Linked DNA regions of Homo sapiens: region 2 is linked to region 1. The links are chromatin loops, found by intact Hi-C in ENCODE. Cell type or tissue: lower leg skin. All regions are shown on one strand.

Region 1 (8,000 bases):
AACTCCCTCTAAGTGTCCCCATTATACATTCTCCTAGTGCCCTGTTCAATTTTTTCATAGTCCTTAAAAAGTATTATTTGTTGTAATCAAAATATTCATGGGCACATTGGATTGTCAGAGGTTCGAGGGAAGCAAGATAGCATCATGATTAAGAGTGTCAGGTTGAATTTGCATCCTGGCTTCAGGCTGTGCATCCTGGCTGTGTGCCACTTTGGCCAAATTATTCTTTCCTCTCTCTGGACCTCAATGTCCTCATCAATCAATTAGAGATAACTGTGGAACCTATTGCAGAGAGCTGCAAGGATTCAAGGAGATTATGCATTTAAAGTGCCCAGCAGATGGCATGTATTATTATTGATAATAATAATTCACAAGACGGTAGGCTCATTAATGGTGGAATCTGTGTCTATTGGGGTTCATGACTATGTTCCTAGCACCTAAAATAGGACCTGATACTCAAATGTGTAGGGATGTTTCACACTGCCATTGAATAAAGGGTGGAGCCCAGTGGGATGTGTGGGAATGCAGCACGTTGCCACCAGGCCACCGTTGGTCTGCTCTCTGTGGGTCTTGGGTGCAGCCTCTTTTTTCTGTGGGTGTTCTGCTGACAGTAATCAGCCTCCTAGGCTCGTCCTCAGCACCAATCACCTGCAAAGAGAGCTGGGTTCTCCCAGCATTTATCTCTTTAGGGCTCTTGGTGGGGATAAGACAGGACCACTGGCTGTGCCTCTTGTGAGCAATAGGAAATGAAATGTTTTGTCTTATTGTTGGTGAATTCAGAGCAAAGAGGGAGGGAATTGGGAAGAGACGAGAGAGACCAACTCACCCCTGTCTCGTAAATGGGGTTGTCAAACTCGGTTTCCACGGTGATCTGGCTGTAGGGGTGGGAGTACATCAGAGGCAGGCGGAGGTTGGAATAGTAGCGACATCTGGGGGAAAGAAAGGAGAGAGAAGTTACTTCTCCCCAGCTAGGAGAAACATTACAATATTGAACGGGAACAGTTGGTGCCACTTCCTGAGCAGCGGCACCTCTGTGAATGACGACGAGGATGTGTGCAAACAGCCTTTTGCAGGCGAGAATCCTAGTGAGGTGAAAGCAGAAATCATAATTGCTCTCAACTTGCAACCCAGGCAGCGAGAACCAAAGCCTTGTGATCTCTCCTTACTAGGGAGGGGGCGGAGCTTAATTTGTTTTCTCCTGGAAGGTCATTCAAGTCCCTCTTGAATGCAAAGGGAAACAAGAACAAGGATGAGCATTTATTGAGCACCTACTGTATGCCATATTGCCTTAGATCAGCCTTCCTTGACCACCTATTTATTTATTTAGAGACAGGGTCTTGCTCTGTCACCCGGGTTGTAGTGCAGTGGTGCCATCTCAGCTCACTGCAACCTCTGCCTCCTGGGCTCAAGTGATTCTCCTACCTGCGTGCACCACCACACTTGGCTAACTTTTTAAGTGTTTTATTTTTTTTATTTTTTAAGAGGCGAGCTCTCACTATATTGCCCATTGCCCAAGCTGGTCTCAAACTCCTGGGCTCACGCGATCCTCCAGCCTTGGCCTCCCAAAGTGCTGGGATTATAGGGATGAACCACCATGCCTGGCCCCTGACCATCTATTTAAAGGTGATTTCTCTGTTACTCACCACACCTACCTATTTCCTTCATTGTGTTTATCTTAGTGTGTTATAATTTATTTGTGTATTTACTCTACCCTGCCCCCAGTAGACTGTGGGCTCCATAAGGGCAGGGATGATCTATTTTAGTCACGTTCCTGCCTCAGGACCTTTGCACATGCTGTTTCCCTGCATGAAACCCTCCTTTTTCACATATTTGCATAGGTTTCTTTTGTTTTTGAAATGGAGTCTTGCTTTGTTGCCCAGGCTGGAGTGCAGTGTCATGATCTTGGCTCACTGCAACCTCCTCCTCCCAGGTTCAAGTGATTCTCCTGCCTCAGCTTCCCAAGTAGCTGGGATTACAGGCACCCACCACCATGCCCAGGCTAATTTTATTTTTTATTTTTTTAGTAGAGACGGGGTTCCACCACGTTGGCCAGGCTAGTCTCGAACTCCTGACCTCAAGTGATTCACCTGCGTTGGCCTCCCAAAGTCTTGGGATTACAGGTGTGAGCCACCACGCCTGGACTGCATAGGTTTCTCATGATCACTTTCAAGTCCTTGCTCAAATGTCATTTCTCAGTGGGGCCTCCTCTAGCTACACTATTTAAAAGTCAACCACCACTTCTCTTCCAGAATTCTTGCCCCCTCCCAGCCTTCTCTTCCTGCACTTATCAGTTTCTAACACTACATATTTTCTTACATACTTTGCTTATTGTCTATCTTTCCTTGTTAGAACCTGAACCCCAGGAGGGCAAATATTTCCTTCTATTTTTTTTTTTCCACAAATGATGTTTCTGGAACCGAGAAAACTGCCTGGCACCTAGTAAGTGCTCAACAACTGTGAATGTGAATGAATGAGTGGCTATTCTGGTGCATGGTTTAATATCTTCCTTCTGCATCAAATGCAAGTTTCTAGACCCTCAACACCTGGGACAATGTCTGATATACAACAGATTGTCAGTACATATTTGTTGAATAAATGAGTGAATGAGTGAGTGATGGAAGGAACAAATCAACATGCCTGGCAATATGTTATGTCTGTGTGCCCCACTAAACCATAACCTCCTTGAGGGCAGGAATAGTATTTGTCTTACTTGCTTGGAGGCTTCATAATTGCCCAATGTAAATATTTATCCCACAGAGTTGGGCTGAATCTGGGCATCTCTGCAATAACACAAATGCCACTATGCCCGAGCTCCAGGTGGAGACCCTGAGGCTCAGAGAGGTGAACCGCCCAGTCCCTCTGAGTACTGGTGGCTGGGTGCTTGGCAGTCATCTCCCCCATCAGCTCCCTACCTTGTGATGTAAATGTAGGCTCCTCCCAGCAGTAAGGAGATGATGAGGACCGGGATGAAGATAGCCAGGGCCATGTTCCCCCCTTCCAGCGACGTCTCTGCTGCCGCTTCTGCTACTGAACACAGGAGCCAGTGAGGTCCTCATTTCCCAGGTAGCTGACTCCCAGTGAGTGCCCAACTGCCCAGTTCTCCACCCCTTTGGAGACGGCTTTCCAAGGTCTAAGGCTCTGGGAGGGCCTTAGACCTTGCAGAGCCATCTCCAAAGACTAGAGGAAATGGTGGTGGTCCTTTGCAAGGGGTCCCAGACTCATCCTTTGGTGGGTTGGCCATAGGAGCTATAGAGAATTACACTGTTTGAAACCTGATCGTACCATTCCCATTTTTTGGGAGCTACAGTTAAAATCTGATTAAAGTCCAATTCACAGGAAGACTTGGAGAAAATCCCAAATTCAGTAACTGGGAAAGCAGATTTGCTGGACATTCCATGGAGTGGAGAAGAGAAACAGGAATGGGTCTGGACCCCAGATGCAGGAGTGGTGGGCGAATCTGGGTTTGTGTATGTCGTTGAGTTGAACGGTGCTGGTGGTCAGCCGCAAGGTTTCTAAGGGATTCTCAGACCTGGTGCTCACCTGTGGACTGGTGAGCTTGTTGCATGCAGACTGACGGGCCCGTCCTAGACCTTTTGAGTTCTACTCTCCAGTCCACGAGTGGGCTCTGAGCATTGGGGACTGACAGCTCTCTGTCCTGCACACCCCAATGACACCCCAAATATGAAGGCCCGTTTTGATTCCCAGAGGCTACTCCTGCACATTTCCCGGCTGCTCTCTCAACCTCCCACTGTGGCAATTGCAAGAACTATAACAGCTGCTGCAGGCGCCTGGGGCAGAGGGCTGCTTTCCCAGCATAGCTTAAAGGGGGATCCTACATTCCTTCTAGAAACTTGGCCTCCAGGTTTCCTCTGCCATTCTCCACGGTCACATCTAATAGAGCTTGGCTGTACACCAATCTATAACCCATTAACCACCACTTTATGGGGTCTGAAAAATCAATCCTAATACCCAGAATAAATGCATGAGCACAAAACGTTACAATGGCTCTCATAAGCTCCGAGCAACCCCAGCCCTTTGAGACGTTCTCATGGTTCACTGGTTGGCAAAAGGCAGAAAAAGGATACTCTGAATGGAGACTAACACGAAGTGCCCTCTGTTTTCCAAGTGGAGTGTATAATTCATGCTCCTTCATTTATATATGAGCCCTAGTTCCACCTGCTTGGATTCAAGTGTTGTCTGTTACAAGGAACAGCCACTAGTGAAATGTAATTTACATAGCCCCAGATTCTAAGTGAACTCATTATTGTCAGAAAGCTAAAGATGGCTCCAGGAATAATAAAAACTGCTTGATTTGGTAAAAACATTAAAAAAAAAAAAGAAACAATATATTACAGTATATATTTTTAAATATATATGCTATAATATACTGCATTTGTATTTACATATATATACATGCAGTAATATATTACAGTATATATTTTACATCACAGTCCCGGTGAGTGGTTTTGTACCAAATTCAATAGCGGTGACATAGAACGCTGGACATTTTACACACGGGAGGGGTTGGAAAGGGAAGGAACCACAAAATGAAAACAAAACTGAAATAAAATCCTGGATAGATTTTAACATCTGCTCCTCATTAATAAGTCTCATTTGGGAATTTCTAATAAAAGGAGAGCTGAAGTAAGGAGAGATGGGAGAAGGGGTGGGTATGCTGAGGGGAAAAAAGACTCAGGGAAAAATGGACCATTGAATGCTTCCAGGGCAAACTCTTCCCTCTGGAAACCAGGAGGACTCTCAGCATGGAAGGTGACATGTCACTAGATTTAGTTCCCCTTCTAGAATGGCATCATGAAAAGTTTTACAATAGGGTTATGCCTTTCTCAGGCTTATGGGCTCTGAGCTTTCCTTATCTCATTGCTGTTACCATGTACAGAACAGCTGTCAAATCCCTTTCAGGTTATTGTTAGGGTCCTGACTTGCAAATCCCATAATTTTTTTTCCCCTACAATATTATTTTAAGATTATCTTTGGCAGTCTGAAGGTAGAATTTATTTATTTTTTAAGTGTCTAAATAAAGATATTCAAAGACCTGCCCTTGTTTTGTGCTATTAGTTTGATTTATTGAACTTTTTTTTTTTTCGTTCTGGAACTCACCTTCTAAAGCATGTTCAAAACTGTCTTGATTAACTGAAAGAGAAATCAGGAAGCATTGGTCAATGTAAAGTGAATTCACTTCGTTTGCATGAAATGAGGCCAAAAAATTTGATGCAAAAGCCCATGCCATGCTTTGGTGAAGTTAGTGGTATGTTTTTACTTATCTTGGGCCACTATAATCAGTGAACGTGCCTGGACTATTCACTTCCTAAGTTACCAAGAGAAGATGAGATAGATAAGACCCAAGATCAACAACAGTGATAGTGAATAATTACTGAACACTCACCGCGTGTCCAAAATTGTGCCAAGAACTCTACATACATTTGCTCAGTTAATCCTCATAACAATCTTGTTAGGTCAATGCTATTATCATCCCCATTTTACAGATGAGCAAACAGAGGTTCAGAGAAGTGAAGTGACTTCTCTGACATCACACAGCTTCTCAGTGATGGAGGCAGGATTTCAGTCTGGGCTGCTCAAGCTCTCTGGTTTCTGCTCTCAATTATGTGGTTAGGGTCTTTTCATCATTTTCATGTGGGGCAAAGCACGAATGAATTGCGAGGCCCCAGACCTTCATACAAAATCCAGCCAGAGGTGGAACTGTTTTCCTGTTTTGAAGACTATCTATGTAAACCTCTCTAATTTCATTTTTATTCCTTTTATATTGATGAGGCTTTGTATCCCATGTGAAACTATTTTTAATCATTTATGTTTTTTGTAAAACTTCTCCGGAGGTTCAACATCATGGGGACTGGCACCCCATCTTTGTCATCAGTCATCATGGTAGCTAAGCACAAAAATATACCAACAAGGATGGATGTTTATTACAGGAATGCAAAACCCCAGCATGAAGGACTTTGATGAAAAAATTGCAGCATTAGGGGATAGGAGGGAGTGGCCACCAAAGGCTTAGCTATACTGATGTCCCCAATCCCAAGACACCCTAATCCATGCCTTGGTTAAAGTCACTCTCTGGTTTACGCCATCATCACACCATGATGACAAAACCAGCTGAAAAGCTAGCTGGCTAACTAAGTGCACACTTCTCTGCAGCTTTGGCATCAAGAAAATGGAAAGATTGAAGCAGATGGTCCTGCCCCAAGATGTGAGTTGCACCGTGGTTGAGTGAGAGTGCGTGAATGTCCATGGAATCTTAGAACTGGGAGGAGGCATTGAATCATGTGTTCCTTGGAGCCCTGTGCTCATGAACCCCACAGGGCATGTTAAATGCAGATTCCTGGGCCATTCCTGGGACTTGTCAGAGCGGTATTCTCAGCGGTGGACCTCTGCAGGTCTCACCAATGCCTCAGCAGTTCTGATGCATCCAGTGGGCTCACTGGCTCCTCTTCAGAAACTCTGATCTGGACTCCCCCAGTTATTTCACAAAAAGGGAAACCAAGGTCAGAGAGGGAGGGGGGCTCACTCAAGGTCACACAGGTGGTCCACAGCAGAACTGGACTGGAGCCCGGGGTCCCCAAGTCCCAGTCAGGTGGCCTCACATTGGCACTGAGTTGCTTCCCCTCCTGCATACCACAATGTCATGCATCCCAGTTTTTTTCTGAGGAGGAAGTGATTTCTCATTTCCTTACAGAGTTGGTGGTGGGACGGATCTCAGGAGTGGAAATGGAGAGGGAAGAAAGGTGCAGGGGTCTCCTGAGAGCCTTTCTTGCTAGCAATTCCATCACAGTTGTGGGAGAAGGCAGTGAGCTGATTGACCTTGTGGGGCTTCTAGAGATACTAGCCCATAGAAAAGAGAGGTTTCAGGGATCACCTGCAAAATGGAGCCTCTTTTTATCTTTTCGTGTTTTTTTTTTCCTTTTTTTGTCATTTGTGTATATTATTATTATTTTTTAAGACAGAGTCTTGCTCTGTCACCTAGACTGGAGTGCAGTGGTGCAATCTCAGCCCACTGCAACCTCGGCCTCCCGGTTTCAAGCGATTCTCCTACTTCAGCCTCCAAGTAGCTGGGATTACAGGTGCACACCACCATGCCCAGCTACATTTGTGTATATTCTGATGGTAGTTTTATTTTCTTTTCAGTTTGGCAGCATTAAAAAAAAATTGAAAACATACAGTGCTGGCGAGGAGGTGGAGAAATGGACATATTACACATTGTTGGTGAGCGTGGATTGCTCCAATTGTGGGAAACGATTTGGTGACATCCAGGACAACTCGATATCCATAGATCTTTGCCCACACCATCAATCCTGCTTTGAGGAATCTGTCCTGCAGGATGAAAAGTGCCAGCATCCAAGGATTCATGGGCAAGATTTTTTTTGGCAAAACAAAACAAACAAAAAACTGGAAGAGAACTGATGTCTCCATCAACAGAGGAAGGGCTGAATGCACTGGGGAACAAGCAAAGTGTGGAATGACGGGTGGCAAATAAAAAAAATAACATGGCACTACTTTTGTAATAAGTAAAACACAGAATACAGCATGATATGAACCTCCCTCCCTTTTTTTTTTTTTTTTTTTGTGATACAGGGTCTTGCTCTGTTTCCCAGGCTGGAGTGCAATGGTGCAATCATGGCTCACTGCAGCCTCAACCTCCTGGGCTCAAGCAGTGCTCCTGCCTCAGCTTCCCAAGTAGTTGGGACTACAGGAGTGTGTCACCATGCCCCGCTAATTTTTTGATTTTTTGTAGAAATGAGGTCCCACTATTTTGCCTAGGCTGGTCTCGAACTCCTGGGCTCAAGTGATCTTCCCACCTCGGCCTCTCAAAGTGCTGGGATTACAGGTGTAAGCCACCACACCCAGCCTTTTTTTCTTTTCTTTTTTTTTTTCTGTAAAACAAAAACAAACATCCCTCTCTCTTTCCAAATATGTCTATGTGTATAAGACTAGGGAAAGGTGTGACACTGGAAATTCAGGTGATTAGC
Region 2 (8,000 bases), 260 kb before region 1:
TCGTGTTCCGCCTGCCTCGGCCTCCCAAAGTGCTGGGATTACAGGCACGAGCCACCACACCCAGCCCCTTGTTTAACTCTTTAAAGGGAGGACATGAACCCAGCAACTTATTGTTTATACATTTTATTTGTGCCCATTATCTCTTTCATCCACCCCCCAAAACCTTGCACAACCTACGGTGGGCTCAATGGTCCTGCAGGCTGGGTGGTCTCAGGCAAGTTGCTTGAACTCTCAGAGCCTCTGAGCCTCACGTCTCTGCTTTAAATAGACAATAATTGCATAAAGAAGTTACTGTGAGGTTTTTTTGTTTTTTTGTTTTTTGGTTTTTTTTGAGATGGAGTCTCGCTCTGTCCCCCAGGCTGGAGTGCAGTGGTGCAATCTCGGCTCATTGCAAGCTCCACCTCCAGGCTTCATGCCATTCTCCTGCCTCAGCCTCCCGAGTAGCTGGGACTACAGGTGCCCGCCACCACACCCGGCTAATTTTTTTGTATTTTTAGTAGAGACGGGGTTTCACCGTGTTAGCCAGGATGGTCTCGATCTCCTGACCTCGTGATCCACCCGCGTCGGCCTCCCAAAGTGCTGGGATTACAGGCGTGAGCCACCAGGCCCGGCCCTGTGAGGTTTAAATTATATCACATGTGAAAGGGATAAACACAATATGTATCATCGATATTATTATCATCATTATTCTGAGAAAGGTATGCTTGGGTAAAGGGTTTTGGGTGGAGATAAGGGAGGAGGTCAAAGCAAAGGGACCGAGAAATGTATAATAATACTAATAACAATATTAAGAATGATACTAACAATTTCCATCAACCTTTACTGAGAGCTTACCAAGTTCTTTGTGTGTACCCTGGGCACAGGCATATATATAATATATCATTTAACTTTTTGCAAGCAAGGAGATGAGAATTTCTCCATTAAAAGATGAGGAAACTGGGGTTACATGCTGGTAAACCCAGGATGCAAACCCAAACCCATGATGGCCTCTTCTGGAGGCTGGTGCCAACTCAGTCTTCCTGTCAAAGTCAAACAGTGGCCTCTCTGTGGTAGGTGCAGCAGAGCCCTCTACATCCAGTGCCTTCTAGGGCCTCAGGGGCTCTGAGTGAGGAAACTTCTAGCTGGAAGATGGTAGCCAGGCCCAGCCCTCATTCTGGGCCTCAGAGTCCACAGAGATTGACTTCATGGGCCTCTCTAAATTGTCCTCACCCCTATGTCTTCCTAATCCCATTTCCCTAGGACTGACCATGGAACCCCTTCCTGGACAGTACCCCTGCCCCTACAGCAACACTTACAACTTCCACAGTCCATTTCATAAAGCTCGTTTGGAAACTAATTCATACTAGGCTGTGAGTGGCTATCCTAGCTAACTCTAGCATTTCCTACCTTATGTTCCACAGGCCACTCATAATGCAAGGTGCTCCACAGAAGGGAAAGAACAAGTTCATAATTGTTCTGTGGTCAAATAAATTTGGAAAACTCTGAATATTCTATTCTCCCTTCCAGAGATTCACAATACATGTTAAACTATTGTAGGCACTGAGAAGTCCTGCAGTGTGGACACCAACAATACCCAAAACTAAAGCACATGATTTTTTTTTTCAAAGAACAATGTTACAACATCTGTGTAACAGTCTGAAAAATCCTGACTGAGCAGCCATGGAGGTATAGGGGAAATATCTGTATCCCTGGACAATTATATAAATTCCCCAAGGCAAGGGATTTTATCTTTGTTCCCTGTTAGATCCTGGAACCTGTAACAGTGTTTGGTACATAGCAGACATTTGATACATGTTTAATGAATGAATGAACGAATGAATGAACAAGTCTGTGTCTGAATCCTGGCTTTGCCTTTAACTTGCTGTATGGCCTTGATCAAGTCCCCACACTTCCCTGGGTTTCCATTTCCCTACGTGTTAAAAAGGGATGAAGGCCAGGTGTGGTGGCTCATGCCTGTAATCCTAACAATTTGGGAGGGTGAAGCAGGCGGATTGCTTGAGCCAAGGTGTGCGAGACCAGCCTGGGCAACATGGCAAAACCCAGTCTCTGCAAAAAACAAAAAACCTGGGCATGGTGTCATAGGCCTATAGTTTAGTCCCAGCTGCTTGGGAGGCTGAGGTGGGAGGACTGCTGGAGCCCGGGAGGCAGAGGTTGCAGTGAGCCGAGATTGTGCCACTGCACTCCAGCCTGGGTGACAGAGTGAGATGCTGTCTCTCACACACACACACACACACACACACACGATGAGATAAAATTATGCATTCTCAATATTGTTAAGAATGTTGTTGAAGCCCCAACCCCCAGTACTTCAGTAGGACCCCCAAGAGGTGAAAATTGATCTTGGGAAGCAAAAAAACCATCTTACTCTTTATGTATAAAACACAGATATATATACAGAGTTTGTACAGACGTATATTACATACTTTATATTTGTGATATTAAAACTTCATGGGGTGGGGTCAGGTGTGGTGGCTCACACCTGTAATCCCAGCACTTTGGGAAGCCAGGGTGGGAAGATCACTTGAGCCCAGGAGTTCAAGACCAGCCTGGGCAAAATGATGAGACCCCATCTCTAAAAACAAAACTTCATGGGGGGAGGTGTAGGAAAATAACATCTAAAAAGACTCTCTAGGGGGATGACAAGGAAAGACAAAATGTTGGGAAATGCTAGACTTGATGATCTAGAAGCGTCCTTGTTCTAGATCCAGATCTAGAAGGTCTGACAGTCTATGAATCTGGCTCTACGGGAGAGTGTTGATGGGAAATAGCAGAGGGAAGAGTGTTCTAGGAAGAGGGAACAGCACAAGCTGAAAACCTCAGATGGGAATGAGCCTGGGTTATGGGCTGGACTGTGTGCCCCTCTAGCAGCTGAAATAGCTCAGATGGGAGAGTGTTTGACCGAACTATGTCCCCCTAAAATTCATATGTTGAAGTCCCAAACCCCCAGTACCTCGGAATGTGACTGTATTTGAAGGTAAAGTGTTGAAAGAGGTGATGAAGTTTAAATGAGACCATTAGGGCGGGGCCCTAATCCAACAGGACTGGTGTCCTGTTGGAGGAAGAGGCAGCTGGGATGCATGTGCATAGCGACAAGACCATGTGAAGATTCAGGAAGAGGCTGGGCAAGGTGGCTCACAACTGTAATCCCAGCACTTTGGGAGGCGAAGGCAGGCAGATCACCTGAAGTCAGGAGTTCAAGATCAGCCTGGCCAACATGGCAAAACCCTGTCTCTACTAAAAACACAAAAATTAGCCAGGCATGGTGGCACACGCCTGTAATTCTAGCTACTCGAGAGGCTGAAGCAGGAGAAACTCTTGAACCTGGGAGGCGGAGACTGCAGCGAGCCAAGATCTCACCACTGCACTCCAGCCTGGGCAACAGAGTGAGACTCTGTCTTAATAATAATAATAATAATAATAATAATAACAATAATAATAATAAAAGAAGATGCAGGGAGAAAGGGGCCATCTACTAGCCATGGAGAGAGGTCTCAGGAAAAACCAGCCTTGCCGACACCTCTATCTTGGGATCCAGTCTCAAGAACTATGAGAAATATTTCTGTGGTTTAAGTCACCCAGGCTGTGGTATTGTGTTATAGCAACTGGAGCAGACTCATACACTTGCCCTCTTCTTCTTCTTCTTTGTTTTTTTAAATACAGAGACAGGGTCTTGCTATGTTGCCCAGGCTGGTCTCAAACTCCTGGGCTCAAGTGATTCTCCCACCTCAGCCTCCCAAAGTGCTGGGATTACAAGCATGAGCCACGGCACCTGACTTTTTGTTGTTGTTGTTCTTTCGGGGTGCTTTTTTTTTTTTTTTTTTTTTGATACAGTGTCTCTCCTCGCCCAGGCTGGAATGCAGTGGCACGATCACGGCTCACTTCAGCCTCAACCTCCCAGGCTTAAGTGATCCTCCCACCTCAGCCTCCCAAGTAGCTAGGGCCACAGGTGCACGCCACCAGACCTGGCTAACTTTTTAAAATTTTTTATGTAGAGATGGGATCTCAGTATGTTGCCCAGGCTGGTCTTGAACTCCTGGGCTCAAAGGATCCTACCACCTTGGCCTCCCAAAATGTTGGGATTACAGATGTTAGCCACCTGGCATCTTTAAAGAACAACCAATACAGGGACATGAGATCAAAATAGGTTGTGGGGAGAGTGGGGAGATGCAGATGATGACAAGCTTCACAGGACTGGGAATAATACTGGGTTTTTTTATTGTTGTTTTCTTGGCATGGTGGGGAGCATGGGAGGATTTTAAGCAGGAGTGTGACAAGATCTGCCTTACGTTTCTAGCAGGACCACTCTGAATGCTGGGCAGAGAGCAGATCACTCATGGGCAAAGACAAAAGCAGAGGGACTATGAGAAGGAGAGAGAAGAGGGTGGCTGGGACCAGAATGGCAGCAGTGGGCATGATGAGTGGGTTGGATTCTAATACATATTAAGAGTAGAGCTAGTGGCTGGGTGCCGTGGCTCATGCCTATAATCTCAGCACTTTGGGAGGCCGAGGCAGGCAAATCACTTGAGGTCAGGAGTTCGAGACCAGCCTGGTCAACATGGTGAAACCCTGTCTCTACAAAAAACGCAAAAATTAGCTGGGTGTGATGCACATGCCTGTAATCCTAGCTACTTGGGGGGCTGAGGCAGGAGAATCACTTGAACCTGGGAGGCAGAGGTTGCAGTGAGCTGAGATCGCGCCACTGCACTCCAGCCTGGGGACAAAGCAAGATGCCATCTAAAAAAAAAAAAAAAGAGTAGAGCTAGTAGGAATTGCCAATGGATTAGAATGTGAGGTGTGAGAGAAAGAGAAGGGTTATGGATCATTCCAGACATTTAGCCTGAACAACTTGAAAAGTGTAGCTTCAGTTATGTTTGGTCCGGTTTTGTTTGAGATGTGTATTAGACGTTCACATCAAGGTGTCAAGCAGTGGTCAGATGTTCTGGGACGGTCTGAGTAGAGGTAGGCACAAGAAGGGTCCGCCCCCCAACCCCATGCTTCCCGCCCCCACAGCCCCTATCATAGAATATTTGCAAACAGCTCTGTACTTTTCCGCATTCATTCCCCATTAAACTGAGTGAGAGAAAAAACTTTAGGTGTCATGTTTACCATTGTATGTCCCAGGCAAATGATCTGTTGAATAAATGGTACGATACAATGAGGAGTTAAAATTTACTGAGGCGCAAATGTTCCTAAACATTCCCCTCCCCTTCCTGAGCCAGATAATGTTATCTTTTCCAGCAGAATGTTCTGGTCCCCACCCCTTCCTGTCCCTATCAGACTGATCAGGGACATTTGTGGGCAGAGGAAGATGGGCCAAGAGAGCCTGAAACAAGAGCTAGAGGGCTCATGAGAGAGGTTTAGACAACCTATAAAATGCAGAACCAGGAGAAAGTAAGGAGGGGAGGAGAAAAAGAGAGATAGAAGAGACCAATCCTGCCACTTAGTCTTCAAGTGAAACAGGGGTTTCTTTGTTTTATAGGCTTTCTTTGGAGCATGGAGGGTGTTAAATGAGAAACTCCAGGGTAGTGTGTGTGAGAGAGAGAATTGGGAAGAGAGAAAAAAGGTATGAGAAGTGTCAGGCCTCTGAGCCCAAGCCATCGCATCCCCTGTGACTTGCACGTATACATCCAGATGGCCTGAAGTAACTGAAGATCCACAAAAGAAGTAAAAACAGCCTTAACTGATGACATTCCACCATTGTGATTTGTTCCTGCCCCACCCTAACTGATCAATGTACTTTGTAATCTCCCCCACCCTTAAGAAGGTACTTTGTAGTCTCCCCCACCCTTAAGAAGGTTCTTTGTAATTCTCCCCACCCTTGAGAAAGTACTTTGTGAGATCCACCCCTGCCCACCAGAGAACAACCCCCTTTGACTGTAATTTTCCATTACCTTCCCAAATCCTATAAAATGGCCCCACCCCTATCTCCCTTCGCTGACTCTCTTTTTGGACTCAGCCCGCCTGCACCCAGGTGAAATAAACAGCCATATTGCTCACACAAAGCCTGTTTGGTGGTCTCTTCACACGGACGCGCGTGAAAAGAAGTTTTGCTAGGGGAGAGAACTGACTCTCCATGCGTGGCTTTGAAAACCACAAGCTAGGAACAATTTATCAAGAAGACATAGCAATCATAAATATATGTACACCTAACAACAGAGCATCACAATTCCTGAAGGAAAAAAAAAATCAGGAAGCAAAAATAGACAAAACTAAGGTAAGAAACAGATAAATCCAAATAATCAATGATTCTTTCTATGTAATTCACTAAAATTGATTTTTTAAAAACAAGCTGCGGTGAACTATGATTGTGCCATTATACTCCTGCCTGGGTGACAGAATGAGATCCTGTCTCAAAAAAAAAAAAAAAAATCAGCAAGGGTATAGAAAAATCGCATCAACACTGTTAACAAATTTGATCTGACATTTACAGAACACTGTACCCAATAACTGCAGAATATAAATAGTTTTCAAGTGTACTACCAAGCCTTTCAAAGATAGACCATGTGGCCAGGAGCAGTGGCTCAGGCCTGTAATCCTGGCACTTTGGTAGGCTGAGGCAGGCAGATGTCCTGAGCTCAGGAGTTCAAGACAAGCTTGGGCAACATGGCGAACGCTGTCACTACCAAATACAAAAATTACCAGGTGTGGTGGCACACACCTGTAATCTCAGCTGCTTGTGGGGCTAAGGCAGAATTGCTTGAACCTGGGAGGTCGAGGCTGCAGTGAGACAAGATTGCACCACTGCACTCCAGCCTGGGTGACGAGTGAAACCTTGACTCATTAAAAACAAAACAAACAAACAAACAAAAAATAAAATTAAAATACAAAAACCATGTGCTGGGCCATAAAATAAGTCTTAATTCATTGCAGAAGACTTAAATCTTAAGGAATATGTTCTCCGACCACATTGGTCTTTAAAAACACACCAATAACAATAAACACCTAGAAAATCCTAAAGTATTTGGAATTTAAATAACATCCCTTTAAATAGCCCATAGGTCAAAAGAAAAAAAAAAAACCACAAGTGAAACTAGAAAATATCAAACTGAATGACAATGAAAACACATCAAATTAATATTTGTGGGAAGCAGCTAAAGCCATACTTGGAGGGAAATTTATAGCTAAATGACCGTACTGGGTGGGGGAAAGAGAGGCCTAAAATTAATGACCCAGAAGTCTGCCTTAAAAAAAAGCTAGAAAAACTAAGAACAAAGTAGGCCTGAAGTAAATAGAAGAAAGGAAATACTGAAGTTAAGAGTAAAAATCAGTGGAATAATGATAGAGAAAACAAGGCTAAAAACCGGTTCTTTGAAAAGATTAATAAAATTGAAAAGCACAACTAATACCAGACTTTCTCTTTTTTATTCGTTTGAGTTTTTTGTGCTGACTGTGCACGGACCAGTTCACATGGGTGCTGGGTTCACACAGGTTACAGGGGGAGGCAGAAGGAGAGAACACACCACAGCCTCCAGAGCGCCTCCATTGCAGATAAGCACGCATGCGCTCCTCCGTGCCGCACCCCTGTTCACTGCTGGATCCTGCGGATGCTCTGCACCTGGAAGGTCGGGGCATGAGAGCCCCACTCCCGGAAATGTTTGTAGTCACCGGAATGGTGATCGCATTCCAGCACATACTGAAATCCTCGGTAGCCCGGAAACTGGGAGCAAACCCAGCTGGAAAAGAGAAAAGGCAGACAGTTACTCTACAGAGACACCAGCATGGTGATCAACACAGGGGCAAAGGGATCTATGCACACGCACACAATTCCAGCCATCCTGGCCTTTCTTCAGTGCTCACAATGTGCCATGCTCTCTCCCCTACCACAGGGCCTTTGATCATGCCATTCCCTTTGCCAGAAGCACCATCCCAGCCTTTCTTTTCCTAGACAAGTTGTATTTGTCCTTCATGGCTCATCTTAATTATGAGGGCAATCTGACTCGTTCCCCAAATCAGGCCACAGTCCCTTATTATACCTTTGTAGCACTCATGTAATTCGATAG

Evidence for each region. Hi-C counts contacts between places; a loop is a spot of excess contacts. Peaks named below come from ENCODE experiments on the same cell type or tissue, not always from the same donor. Only the 100,000 strongest peaks of a DNase experiment are listed, where the experiment ranks them.
Region 2: a loop joins it to region 1, with 3 times the contacts of the local background. A loop is called at or near these places in 55 of 110 quality-filtered maps.

The regions. Positions count from the first base shown.
Region 1 is chr22:26,370,602-26,378,601 of GRCh38, reverse strand. SEZ6L (seizure related 6 homolog like) reads right to left here. Exons shown (of 17, transcript NM_021115.5): 14 at 5,119-5,151; 15 at 2,913-3,027; 16 at 827-929. Among named protein-coding and RNA genes, the nearest start is that of ASPHD2, 55 kb to the left of the region's middle. RefSeq lists an enhancer at 805-1,099. In lower leg skin, no CTCF peak of the experiment used is centred here; no DNase peak of the experiment used is centred here.
Region 2 is chr22:26,630,013-26,638,012 of GRCh38, reverse strand. CRYBA4 (crystallin beta A4) reads right to left here. Exons shown (of 6, transcript NM_001886.3): 6 at 7,344-7,673. The coding sequence ends at 7,526. Among named protein-coding and RNA genes, the nearest start is that of CRYBA4, 12 kb to the right of the region's middle. RefSeq lists a cis regulatory region at 4,787-5,537. In lower leg skin, no CTCF peak of the experiment used is centred here; no DNase peak of the experiment used is centred here.